2 separate regions of the Homo sapiens genome follow, and region 2 is linked to region 1. Evidence: chromatin contacts called from ENCODE Hi-C or POLR2A ChIA-PET data. All regions are on one chromosome and are shown on one strand. Each heading gives the region's core, a stretch centred on a gene start or an enhancer-like site at or near the end of the contact. The rest is flanking DNA. Distances are from core to core; before and after follow the strand shown.

Region 1 (3,861 bases), core at 837-3,336:
TGAAACCCTGCATTTCCACTTTTCCACCGACTGTCCTGTCCTATTCCTACAGCTGGTGTGTCAGCCAGAGCAGGGACAGTTCCATCCATTCCAACATTTAATGAGAGTCTGCCCTATAATGAAGCCATACAGATGAATAAGACACTGCTCTAGCCTTGAACAGTTCGGTCTAGGATAAATAATAATGATACAATGTAACATATTAGGCTAGAACATAATATGTTATAAATGCTGCAAAGGACTACATCAGATAATGGGGAGCACAGCTAACCAATGGAGAAAATAAGAAGAGAAAGGGAGGATCTCAAGGCAGACAAGGGGAAATAGATAAGCAAAGACTTTGACAGATATGAAAACTCAGTAGCAACCTTTTTTTCCGACGTGTATACAGCTAGAACCATTATGAGTCACTTTGTAAGTCAGGAATTCCCAGCCCATGTCTCCACTTCCATAACTCAGCAATCTTTCAGTGTTCATGAGGGAGAGAAGGGGAAAAGGGTAGTGCTAGGAATAGACAGGGACAGGGTTGGAAAGTCCACATTAAATCACAGGCGAGGACCCTGAGCCATTCAGACAAGTTCCTCTGGGTGAGGAATTCAAAGGTAAGAAAAAATATCAGACCACCAAGAGACCCACAGAGATCACCTGGTCTGAATCCCTTCCTCCACATTCCAAGATAGAAAGAAAAATGGAAGAGAAGGCTTTCAGGAAAAAGGAAGAAAAAGAGGAATGCGTTGACGAGGGTACCAAAAGCTGATAAGTCAAGCAATAATCACAGGCTGATCCACAGTGAGGTACACGCAGGGTTTTGCTTCAGGTAACACCTGAAGCCAAGTTTTGCTTATCACATGCCTCCCCTGCCTCCAGTCCCCAAAGCCAACCTCCACCCCTACCCCATGCAGGTCTTACCTGACCAATGCCATGCCATAGAGCAGTCTAAGTTCATCAGTGCCCAAGCCACCAGTTACATCCAAGAGCTTACAGCGTATCAGGTCAGCAGTAGAAGCCACTGCCAGAGGGAGTTCGTTGCCTGACCTAAAGGGTCACAGTCCAGCACCATCATAAAGAGCCCTTACACTGGTCCACCCTCCACCTCAGAACCTAGGTTGTTGCAGGCTACACCCATCATATTCTGGTTCAAGAGAGCATGAACAGACACAAAACAAGAAGGTGGGAGGAGACACGGTAATGTCTGTGGGATCCAACAGTATACAGGGCATGAGGAGCTGACTAGGCCGTATACAGGACACCTAACTGGTAGACTGTCCATCAACAGTTGTGTGGACACACCCCTTTCTTTCACCCCCAAATCAACTCATTGAGCTAGAGGAGCCCCTTATCCCTTGTAAGTCGGCTCCCAACTCAATCTTACCAACTGGACTGAGGCGCCCCACTCAAACACTGTCTTGCAGGCAAGACTTCCTCCCCATTGGAATCGGAAATCTACCCTAGGGTACTAATCTACTCCTTAAGCCCTGGCTCAGGCCTCACTAGTCCCTCCGGCATCCTCTCCAAGTTGGGAGAAAGTCACTTTTTGGAGGTAATGGGTAAACCTCACAGATATAACAAGAGAATTGTTGAGGCACAACCCCTTACTTTCCATTCCGCTAACGGGATTAGCGCAAGAGATGGCTGCCGCGTTCCCCCAGGCATTTGGGAGAGGGACAACTTTAGGCGACTTAGGGGAAGACTGGAGAACAGGGCCTTATAGAAACTCGACAAAGGAAGAGGTGCAGCGCCACCAGCACGCAGGCAAAAGGGCCGAACCCGCCACCTTACCTGCTCCTCCACACCGTGATGCGGTTAAGCGCGTACCGCTGCAACTTATGGTCGTCACAGAACAGATAAACCGTCACCTGGTCCCACTCGGCCCTGCTGAGCCAGGCGACCACGATGCCGTGGGCCGAGAGTGGCAACGACCCTTTCCCTTTAACGCACTTTCCGTACCACGCACTCCACACGAGATCCATCCCCTGGGAACCTAGACCTGGCCCGGCCCCGGATTCCCACGACATACTGAGCTCAACAACAGGCTCTGTGCCGCGCCGCTCCGCACAGCCTTCAGCTCAGCGTGCTACCCTCACTCCGAACCGCCACCGCACCAGCAGCCAATAGGAGAGCGTGACCCCATACGCAAGCCCGCCTTCCAGCGTCAGCATGGCCAATCGGAACGTCAGAATTGGGCGCCGACCTAATGACATGCGGGGTTAAAAACTCACCGGCCGGAAGTGTTCTTTTCACAAAGCAAACCCTCCAGGGGCAAGAGTTCAGCCTCTAGGTTCCGCCAATTTCCTGGTTGCTAACCGGCTTCTGTACCAGACCGGAAGCGGTATGTCTTCACTGCAAGAGGAATTTTATTTTGCTCCCCTCGGCGGGTGGCAGCTTGATTGTAGTCATCCAGTGAACTGAAAATGCGATTTTAAGTATATTTTTATTGCCGTGAATCAGGACCTAACCTAGTAAAACACTGGACACTGAAGCAGGGCTACAGAGGAAATATCTCATATCGAAACAGTTACAGTTGGGTTGAAAAAATCTGCTTTTGTGGCAGGTAACCAGGGGCCCTGCCTTTTAAATTAGTACCAGCCTGGCCAGGCGTGGTGGCTCACGCCTGTAATCCCAGCACATTGGGAGGCCCAGGCGGGCGGATCACTTGAGGTCAGGAGTTCCAGACCAGCCTGGCCAAAATGGTGAAACCCGGTCTCTAGTAAAAATACAAAAATTAGCTAAGCATGGTTGCACATGCCTGTAATCCCAGTTACTCAGGAGGCTGAGGCACAAGAATCGCTTGAATCCGGGAGGCGGAGGCTGCAACAAGCCAAGATCGCACCAGTGCACTCCACCCTGGGTGACAGATCGAGACTCTGTCTCAAAAGTAAATTAAATAAATACATACATAAATAAATAAATAAATACCAGCCTAGAGACCTGAGTTTTACTCTAAATTTTGCCACTAACTATGTGGACTTAGACTAGTCTCAGTTTTCCCATCTGTACAGTGAGAGTTGTAGACTGGTCTCTAGGTTCTCTGTCATAGCAGAAAATTGTAGAATTTTACTCTGCCAACATTCCACTGCTATGTTGGTTTCAACATCCACCAAGGTATACTTAGTTTTTCTGCAAAATTCCTTGGTATTTTGGAGTTCTGGGAGAAAAGCGGTATTATGAAGTTCCTCCGATTTTACGAGTTGACTGAAATATGTTTAGGACTATGTCCCAATCCTTCTTGCAGAAGTTATTTTCCAATGTAACACTTGAGAGAGAGAGAGAGAGAACTGTTGCTAACGATCTTAACAGCATTGCTGTGAGTGGCACTTTTACGCTTCACAGCAACAAATCCCAATTCATCCTCTATATGTGCTTCTTTCTCCAGCCAACTTTTCCTAAGATATAGTCTGCCTATAGTTATTTTATTTTTCTTTTTTTCTTTTTCTTTTTTTTTTTGACATGGCGTCTGGCCCAGTCGCCCAGGCTGGAGTGCAGTGGCACAATTCTCGGCTCACTGCAACCTCTACCTCCAGGGTTCAAGTGATTCTCTTGCCTCAGCCTTCCAAGTAGCTGGGATTACAGGCGCCTGCCACTATGCTTGGCTAATTTTTGTATTGTTAGTAGAGACAGGGTTTCACCATGTTGGCCAGGCTGGTCTGGAACTCCTGACCTCAAGTGATCCACCAGCCCAGGCCTCCCAAAGTGCTAGGATTACAGGCATGAGCCACCGTGCCCGGCCTGCCTATGGTTCTTGACTGACAGTTACTCTGTCCCAAGTAGCCATGCCAACCAGTTGGCCAGGTGTCTGCCTGAAACCAGATACCCTTTTTCCTTCAGGATCATGACAGTGTGCTGGCAAAGAAGTCTGGGGAG
Region 2 (3,669 bases), core at 43-2,542, 170 kb after region 1:
CAGCTGTATGTTGCAAGGTTCGAATCGAGTGATCTCTGACGTCTTTTTCAGGTCTGACAGTTTGGGATTCTGGACTGTTTATTTTCTTAGAGGACAAGTTGAAGTTCAGAAGGGAGAAGCCATATGAGATTCTAGGATGCATGGGTTGAAATAATGAGAAAATGTAAAAAGAGGAATGGCCATGCTAAGGAGCTGGTGTGTCAGCCCATGTGCCTAAGAAGGAGAGATGAGTTGGGGCTGGAGAGTATTTGCCCTGGGGGTATGGTTTGGCTAAGGTGATTTTGAAAGTAAGAACTGAAGTTAGGTTCAGACACTAAGCAGATGGTTTTCTTCCTGACTTTCACGTGTGGAGAGAAAAACAAGAGGGGTTTACCTGGGCCTGAGGTTGAACAAAAGGCCATGCAATTACGGCTGGATTAACGAAGAAACTAACTTGCTAAAGTGACATCACTGTTTCTGATTTTTTTCTTTCAATTTTCACCTCTGACCTGAACTCTGCTCCCACAGGGACAAGGTGGTTATATTTCCATTGCTAACCCTCACACATATGGTAATTGGAGGAGTAACTCTCAGTTTCCAGTGTGCCCTTGTCTTCCAGTTGAAATGCTTCTTGAGGAGCTTCGGATGACAGGGCTGGGTCAAAACAAATGAAAGGGGACCCTTGTCTCTGACGCCCTCTGGAGCAGTTGGAGTGGTTGAAGAAATACTGCTAACCCATTAAGGTGTGAGTGAGGTTGGGTGTTGTTCTCCTTTCTAGAAGCTACTGGGAAAAGGCACAGGCATAGGAAAGGTTAACCCCAGTCAGGTTTTATGGGCTGTATTGAGAGTCTGGAAGAGGTCCTAGCAGATAACTGTACCAGTTACCACTTCCAAGTCAACAGGGAAGAGGCTGACTTGCTGAGAAGTGAGTTAGTCAGTGAAGGAAGAGGAGGAGGAGCAGAATGGCCCCTAGGCTAAAGATTCAAAGCAAACCTTGTTTTCCCTCTTATGGAAAAAAGCTAGTTGAGACAGTGCTGTCATCCAGAGAGGCAAAACAGACCAGGACCTGCCCTGCCCTGCCTTGGCCCCACTCTTAGTAGCAGGAAATGGTGGGAACTGGAGCCTAAACAATGGAGTTTAGCTTCCGACCTGATGAAGGCAGTGTGAGTGACGCTGTGATGACTATTCTCTGGCCAAGGAAGATACTAGAACTCTGGGATTGCGTTGGTAGGGCACATCCTTCTTCTGGCTCCCCTGCCCCACTTATACTTGCCTTCTTCTCTACACCAGCAGCCCCACTGAAAGCCCAGCAGGGGTGGCCCCCTGGGGAGGTGGCAGGTGGAAATGAGGTCATTGAGCTCAGACCCAACTGGGCTGACTCACAACCTCTGCCCCAGTGAGACAAGGGGACCTTCCCAAGCAGTGCTTCCCAGATGTGCCCAGGCTTCCTATGCCAGAATGTTTGAGTCTTAGCCAAAATAGTTGCCAAGCCAGTGTCTGAAGACAACATGACAGGAGAGGTGGGTGGAGTTGTGGAAGGAGCTCCAGGAATGTCCAGAAGACCCGCCTCCACTACTTGTTGGCTGAGTAAATGTGACCTCAGTGATGTTAAGTGAGACTGTGTGTGATGAGGCCGACACATTGTTGGCATTCAGTAAGTGTTCATTTCCATCCTTCTGTCACCTGCCTCTATGCACTTCAGTTTTCTCATCTATGAAGTGGGGATGGTAATGTTCATCCCCTCAGCTCGGAGGTCCATGCTCCAGGCAAGTTACTTGTAATTATTTGACTTACTCTCTGCTTTTCTCTCTGACTCTTCCAAACTTCTCTCCAGGAAAGAGCCATCTTATAGTTCAGTGACATGGGGTAGGTGAGGGGAAACCATTGCTAATCCCTTTTGCTGTAGCTGGGCTACAGCTCACCTGGGTGCTTCTGATGATAGGCAAAGAGAGGGTTGCTTATTTGAAACTGGCAGGCCCAGACACCAAAGTACCTCTCAGCTGCTGGTGCCAAGACAGAGGTAGCATCTGGCCTGGTTACTTTTGTGTCTCAGCCCAGCTAACTGGAGACATGAGAGAGAACCCAGTTTGTTGAAGGCTTTGGACAGTGTACCACCGAGATGAGTTTGTTTGTGCTTAGTGAAGTGCTTGGTGTGGGAAGCGTCTATGTTGAATTGCTCAGTAAATAACAGTGGGCTTATTGTTCTTGGGCAACAGGTGGGAGGGCCAGTGCATGTGAGAGGATGACACTCCTCCTTCCCCAAACACACATGCAGACATTTTGTTATTGTTCCTTCAAACCTTAATGTTCTTCTGAGACACAGTCTTTAACCTCATGCTGTGCCTAGATCCTCAGGGCCTGGCTTAGGCAGGGATCTAGGCATATAAACAGTTCTCTTCTGGGGACTACATCTTGAAATGCTACCCCATCCGGGTCAGCTCCTGTATTCCTGTCAAACTGAAGGACTGGCTGGGAATTTTCTGCCAACTTTGGAAACTTCATTTTTAGGTTCTTTCCTCCCAAACAAGACCACTGTCTTCTCTTTAGGGAGAGAGCAGCGTCTAGGCCCGAAAAGAAGACCATGGGTGCCTACTAAGGGTGAGCATCCAGTGGGCCCTCTGTGGCAGTGGGTCTGGGCCTGCAGCCCATCTTGCACTCTTGAATCCCTGATTAATCTAAGAGAGAACAAAGGGACCTTCTTTGATCAGGACTTCTATCCTATCTATCACTTTCAGGCCCCAGCTGTTACTACCCTTACTCCCTGCTACCTCTGACACGTACACAGAAAACAGGAGAGCATAGACCAATGGCCTTGTCCTCATGACTTAGTTTTTTTCTAATTTTTAATTTTAAAATTTTTATTATTTTTTAACTTGATTTTTTTTTTTAAATAGAGATGGTCTTGCTATATTGCCCAGGATGATCTCTAGCTTCTGGCTTCAAGCTGTCCTCCCACCTTGGTCTCCCAAAGTGTTGGGATTTACAGGTGTGAGCTGCTGTACCCAGCCTAATTTTGATTTTTTTAACCTGACACATCATAATAAATGCATACATAAATTGTACATATTTATGGGGTACATAGCAGTGTTTTGATATATACAATATATAGTGATCAGATCAGAGTAATTAGCATACTCACCATCTCAAACATTTATCATTTCTTTTTGTGAGACAGGGTCTCACTATGTTGCCCAGGCTGGAGTGCAGTGGCATGATCTTGGCTCACTGCAACCTCTGCCTCCCAGGTTTAAGCGATTCTCCTGCTTCAGCCTCCCGAGTAGCTGGGATTACAGGTGTGTGCCACCATGCCCAGCTAATTTTTGTATTTTTAGTAGAGATGGGGTTTTGCCATGTTGGCCAAGCTGGTCTTGAACTCCTGACCTCAGGTGATCCGCCCACATTGGCCTCTCAAAGTGCGGGGATTACAGGTGTGAGCCACCGTGCTTGGCGGGGTGTTTAACTTTCTGTGCCTGGCTTATTTCACTTAACATAATGTCCTTCAGGCTCATCCATGTTGCTGCAAATGACAGGATTTTTATTTATTTATTTATTTATTTTGAGACGGAGTCTTGCTCTGTTGCCCAGGCTGGAGTGCAGTGGCATGATCTTGGCTCACTGCAACCTCCGCCTCTCGGGTTCAAGAGATTCTCCTGCCTCAGCCTCCTGAGTAGCTGGGATTACAGGCACACG

What was found. Hi-C counts contacts between places; a loop is a spot of excess contacts on that map. ChIA-PET counts read pairs that join two places held with the same protein, here RNA polymerase II (POLR2A). Pooled maps may share reads with other maps.
Region 2: a loop to region 1 is called in a pooled map, with 4 times the contacts of the local background. The contact joins the enhancer-like site here to the promoter of LAS1L in region 1. A Hi-C loop is called at or near these places in 1 of 37 single-sample maps with no recorded cell type and 7 of 50 pooled maps. POLR2A ChIA-PET finds 5 or more read pairs at or near these places in 2 of 52 experiments (A549 and endothelial cell of umbilical vein).

Annotation. Positions count from the first base shown.
Region 1 is chrX:65,532,701-65,536,561 of GRCh38, forward strand. It overlaps LAS1L (LAS1 like ribosome biogenesis factor), which reads right to left and starts at 2,087. Exons shown (of 14, transcript NM_031206.7): 1 at 1,780-2,087; 2 at 910-1,035. The coding sequence starts at 2,015. RefSeq lists an enhancer at 2,182-2,361.
Region 2 is chrX:65,705,164-65,708,832 of GRCh38, forward strand. The region is part of intron 1 of MSN (moesin); the gene reads left to right. Among named protein-coding and RNA genes, the nearest start is that of MSN, 39 kb to the left of the region's middle. RefSeq lists an enhancer at 1,423-1,482. Within about 2 kb of position 1,293, at least 20 of the 41 ENCODE cell types and tissues checked have a DNase peak (open chromatin) inside an H3K27ac peak, as active enhancers do; they include endothelial cell of umbilical vein, where a contact is called at or near this core.